Regions from separate parts of the Homo sapiens genome. Here region 2 is linked to region 1. The links are chromatin contacts, found by Hi-C or POLR2A ChIA-PET in ENCODE. All regions are on one chromosome and are shown on one strand. Each heading gives the region's core, a stretch centred on a gene start or an enhancer-like site at or near the end of the contact. The rest is flanking DNA. Distances are from core to core; before and after follow the strand shown. Region 1 overlaps CMTM4 (CKLF like MARVEL transmembrane domain containing 4). Region 2 holds the start of BEAN1-AS1 (BEAN1 antisense RNA 1).

Region 1 (2,593 bases), core at 27-2,526:
ATGGCTTCTTTCAGGGCCCCTAATCCCTGTACATGTCAGGATCACAGACATGTATAAGAAAGGCCACGCCCCAGGCAAACAGGGTGAGGCCAGACAACTTCTCCCTCAACCCTGATCGTTTTGTGGCACTTGGAGACTCTCTGTGCTTAAGGTCTCAGTTCCAGTCCAGCCAACACACGCTATTATACACAAAAAGAACTAACCAGGTGCGTGGCTCGGTGCCCAGGGAGGTATCGAGACAAAAAGTGCTGCTGGGATTTGGAAGAGGGAGGGTCAATGAGGGCTTAGGCAGCAGCAGAGGCTTTAGGAGGCTTCCCAGTCAACACCAAACTCAGGTGGTCTTAGAGGAAAAACGGGAGAGAACATTTGTGTGAGATGGTGCCTAACTTTCAAGATGTGTTCCTTGGTTGGCTGGAGGTGGGTGGAAGGTTGGGATACAACCTAGTTCCTCACCAAAGTGCCTCTGTTTTATGTTTATACTCCCATTAGCAGTGGTTCCTAAAGTTTTCTGGCCAAAGAACCGAACACCTGTTAATAGCCTTCTCCTAAACTAATGTTCCAAGACTAGTTTGCAAACCATCGTTCGGGTTTATACATTGGGAAAGTATTTCTGTTGTGCTTTTAAAAAATTCTTTTTAAGGCTGAGACTACAGATGCAGCCTGGCCCTTTCCCTTACAGAGGAGCAGCTCCAAATGGACACAAGTGTGGAGAGTGGTGGGCCCCGCAGACATACAGCTTTGGGTCTTCTCATACTAAGCCCCATGCTGTTCCCACCTTAACTATATCCCTGGTCTTAGGGTATCAGGCACACCAGCATCTTAACAGTCCTGAAAAGCCTCACAGTAAAACCTGTTTACCTTTACTTAATACATGGATGTTACAAGAGCACAGATTTCTTCCCCCCGCACACCTCTTAACACTTTGCACAGCCATGTCTGGAGGTAAACTAGTTTGGGAAACACAAAAGGCATGTGCTGGTCAATACTCAGCTTTGTCACGTCATGCACAATTTACAGAGTAAAAACATGGAAGCTCATTTACCCAGCAGGGGAGCAACTATTAAGGACCCTGTTAACCTAGTGAAGACCTACGAAGCTGAGTGGTGACCACACGCGCACACACAGCAGGGTTCAAAGTGTCTTCAGAATCAGACGAAGCTCTAATCAACTCCAGCACATTCGAAATTCAAATGTCTCTATTCCTGCCAATACTGAAAAAATATCTGAAAGACGAGACAGGGCTTGTATTTAACCACAGACGAAAAAGGCTAGTTGTTAACGGCTGCTGGAAGACCTCAGAATGTGCAGAACAGAGAATCCAGAGGGGGCAGCAGAGAGCAAAGCAGGGACTGTGCTTCCGAAGCCAGCTCCTCTCTTAGCAACCAACAGGGGATGTTAAGATGGGCTCCTGGAGCCGGAACTACAGAAGAGGCACGAAGCCTCTCCGCACCATCTTTCACGGTGTTGAGATGGGGAGTTTTAAGCCACTCTTTATACACACGCTAAACAACAGATCACCTTAAAACATAAGTTCCCAGGCCAGAAGCCATTTATATGGTCTGCAAACGGGGGCAAATAGTTCTGCAATGCCAGGCACCTCCGAATAACAACGGCTTCCATTTAGGGAGCATCAATAAGGTAAGGAAGCTACAGGGCTCTGCACCAGGCACAGTCCAAACATCTCTGATCCTCACACCCCGACTCAGGAAGCAGGCAGCACCTCCATCGTGTGGCCAGGTCCCAAAGCTAGTTCCTCCCCTACCTCATTCTCCTAGATAAGATGCCTAACATATGACTTATCCAGAGTCTTCCCACCCCTTTCACCATGGGAAAAATCACCATGTATGATTTCTCTTCAAGGAAAGCAATACAAGACCTGGGGTAGCCAGTGCTGAGACTCTGACAAAGCCCACAACATGACTGCTCATTCTCAAAGGGATCTAGCTGTAGTAATATCTTAATTTTTCTAAGAAAAATAATCCATGAGTTTTTTCCCCTCCCAAGGGAGGCCATCCCATGAGGATGATAAACTTAAAATATCACCCTCCTCTCCCTTAAGACAATCGAGCAATGAGCAAATAATGTTTGGTTCTGAAACAAAGGAGCTAATTGCAAGTGTAAATTATTCAATCTGCAACCAAGGTGTTTGCATGTGATCTTTGGTTTCATTGCTTTTCTCTAGCAGTGCCCAAGCTAGGACCTGAGGGTAGCAAAGAAGTAATAGAAAATTACCTGCTCTGGAAGGGCAGAGATGGCCCTCAGGAGCTAAAGCCACCTGGGCTGGCCAGCAGGACTAATTAGTCAACAGTGATTAGTTGAGCAAAGGAGCCAAGAGGTGGAGGCAAGTAAGTTCCTCATTGTTGACAAGAAAAGGAGAAATGGGGTCAAAGGGAGAGGCTTCCAAGGACTCAGGATGGTGAAAGAAAACAAAGCGCAGGCAAGGCTGGGGTGCAGCAGACGGCAGCAAGGTGTGCACTCTCAAAGAAAGCCCGCCAGCCTCCGAGGCCACACTCCACTCTAAGTGGTGCTTACCGCAGACCCCTGAAGGCACCGTTTTCCACTGAGGACAGAAGCATTGGGTTGTTGATGCCCC
Region 2 (2,593 bases), core at 27-2,526, 170 kb before region 1:
CCGGAGTCCTGGACTATTTGGATCTGTGCCGACAGGGAAGTCAGGAGAGAAGGGAAAAGAAGGGATTTGGGAAGTTCAAATGGGAGTGGCGGGTGCAGGTTTCTTTCCAGCTGTCTCTCAGGAGCTCTGCCCAGCTGGATGTCTCAGGTTTGGGGTCTGAGCACCTTAGGGCAGCCTCAGTTTTCCCAAGATGCTCCCCTCTGGGAAGTCCAAGAAAAAGCAGCCCAAGAAGAAAGGGTAGATAGCAGTTTGCTCCAGCTCTAACAGCCCTCAGCGCTGCCCACCCAGTCACTCCTCTCAGGTCCAGGAAGCAGCCCTGACTTTCCCCAGGGATCCCTGTGTGACAGGCACACCTGCTGCCCTGCAGGTGGAACCCTCCCTGAACCCAAAAACCCTTCCCTGGCAATGCTGGCTGGTGGGGCGAAGGGGTACCTGGCACCCAAGCCCAGCAGCCCTGGTTCAACTTCCAGTCTCACCTTGTTGCTGTGTGCTGTTGTCTTTTCTTAGTTTCTTTCCTAAGTTCTTCCAAAAATTCTGTCTCTCAGCTGGTGCCCTGAACAGGAGAAACAAATGGCATTTCAGCTCCTTTTTTACAGCATATGTTATTGACTTCATTTCTCCTAGTAGAAAAGTAATGTGTGTTCATTATAGAAAACCTTAAAAATATAGACAATATAAGAAAAGAAATATAAAGAAATAAATAGGCCAGGCGCGGTGGCTCACGCCTGTAATCCCAGCACTTTGGGAGGCCGAGGCGGGCAGATCACGAGGTCAGGAGATTGAGGCCATCCTGGCTAACACGGTGAAACCCGGTCTCTACTAAAAATACAAAAAATGAGCCGGGCGTGGTGGCGGGTGCCTGTAGTCCCAGCTACTCGGGAGGCTGAGGCAGGAGAATGGCGTGGACCCCGGAGGCGGAGCTTGCAGTGAGCTGAGATCGCGCCACTGCACTCCAGCCTGGGCGACAGTGAGAGACTCCGTCTCAAAAAAAAAAAAAAAGAAAGAAAAGAAAAAAAGAAAAAGAAATAAGGGTCATGATCCTCTGTCATCTGGACAGGGCCACCATCAACGTGTTTGGAATATTTTCTTCTGAGAGCTTTCTCGGTGTCGGTATATAACCCTGGGATTGGAATTGTACCTGCAGATAGAGTTTCATATCCAGATTCTTCCACTCACTATTATATGAAGAGTGGGAAAAAGAGTTTAGGGGAGTGGGAAGAGCAGTCTTTGGGGTTATACAGAGTGCATAAATTACAACTCCATGCTTCACCACGTATGTGACCCTGAGTATCAGCTTCCTTGTCTGTAGAATGGGGATGGCAACTGCGCCACTCACAGCAGAGAAAGGTTATAGCTCCGCCCCTGATGCCAAGCCCCACCCCCAGAGGGGAGGAGGCACCTGGGAGCCCTGGACTGAGGAGACCTCGTGTCTCAGCCACCTTTGCAGCTCCCACTGTTCCCATCCAGGACGATACATGTCAGAAACTGGGCTGTAGAGAGCTTAGCAAGGAGGAGCCAAGACATCCAGCTGCCCTCTGGCCCAACCACTCACTGTGTGTTGTCCTCCAGCAAGTCACCGGGCCTCCCAGAACCTCAGCTGTGGAATGAGAGGATTGTGCTCCAGCAGCATTTCCTAAACAGTGTTACTAGGTCTAAGAAAGGAAGATTCTGAGGTCGAATGCTGGACAGGCACAGTTAAATGTGTTTTTTAGCTGCAGGACTTTTCAGAGCCTTTGATGTCCTGGTGCATGGTAAAAAATGCAGAGGAGAATGCAGTGTGGGGAGCTGCCAGACTCATCATAGAAGCCCCTTTTTTTCCCCAAGATACCTAAAGGGCAGTGAGTGTGGGAGGGCTGATCCCAGAGTTCTCTGAAGCCCTCATTCCTTGCTACTCTCCACCGCATTTTCCATGCCCAGCCCAACTCCACAGCTCAAAGCTCCCTGTTCACACCACACTCTTCTTTCTTATCTCCCTCCTTGGAAAGCTATTCAGTTCCCTCCTCCCGGCCTTCCCCTCTTCCCCTGGTTAAATCCTAGACAAGACTCAGCTGTAGCAGCCCCTCCTCCAGGAAGCCCTCCCTGACTTCCAGACTGGTCAGGCCTGCCTTTACTCCCACAGTCCCAGTAGGACCTCTACCAAAGCTCATGACACACTGCCTAGTGCCAGGTTATCCCCAAAGCAGGCTGCCACCACCTTGGGAGCTGGCCAGGACAGGGCCAGCTCTGCTTCCTCTCTGTATCCCCATGCCCAACACGACAATGGCACCCACATTCTGGAGCTGTCACTGATGGATGAAGGCAGCTGTGCTTGGTGAGGAGAGGAGTGGTCAGGTGGGGAATCAGAGCCTCCATGGCCCCAGGTAGACCTACAGACCCATAAGGACCATCCCTGGATCCTGGTCTGAGGCCCAGGCCGGTGGTCTGTTCCCTGCAGTGTCGGACGAGCACACATACAGCCGCTCAAGCCGCAGGATGCGCTATGCCTGCAGCTCCTCAGAGGACTGGCCCCCACCCTTGGACATCAGCTCTGACGGGGACGTGGATGCCACGGTGCTCAGGGAGCTGTACCCAGATTCTCCACCAGGGTAAGGAG

What was found. Hi-C counts contacts between places; a loop is a spot of excess contacts on that map. ChIA-PET counts read pairs that join two places held with the same protein, here RNA polymerase II (POLR2A). Pooled maps may share reads with other maps.
Region 2: a loop to region 1 is called in a map of prostate gland, with 4 times the contacts of the local background. The contact joins the promoter of BEAN1-AS1 here to the enhancer-like site in region 1. A Hi-C loop is called at or near these places in 1 of 168 maps with a recorded cell type or tissue (prostate gland) and 7 of 50 pooled maps. POLR2A ChIA-PET finds 5 or more read pairs at or near these places in 3 of 52 experiments (AG04450, OCI-LY7 and WTC11).

What each region holds. Positions count from the first base shown.
Region 1 is chr16:66,649,800-66,652,392 of GRCh38, forward strand. All of the region lies in intron 1 of CMTM4 (CKLF like MARVEL transmembrane domain containing 4), which reads right to left. Among named protein-coding and RNA genes, the nearest start is that of CMTM4, 46 kb to the right of the region's middle. RefSeq lists an enhancer at 1,187-1,481. Within about 2 kb of position 1,277, at least 3 of the 41 ENCODE cell types and tissues checked have a DNase peak (open chromatin) inside an H3K27ac peak, as active enhancers do.
Region 2 is chr16:66,475,126-66,477,718 of GRCh38, forward strand. BEAN1-AS1 (BEAN1 antisense RNA 1) reads right to left here and starts at 1,277. Exons shown (of 3, transcript NR_109960.1): 1 at 1,139-1,277; 2 at 477-553. BEAN1 (brain expressed associated with NEDD4 1) reads left to right here. Exons shown (of 5, transcript NM_001178020.3): 4 at 2,435-2,585. LOC124903698 reads right to left here. Exons shown (of 5, transcript XM_047435016.1): 4 at 477-553. RefSeq lists a silencer at 1,348-1,447 and an enhancer at 1,953-2,494.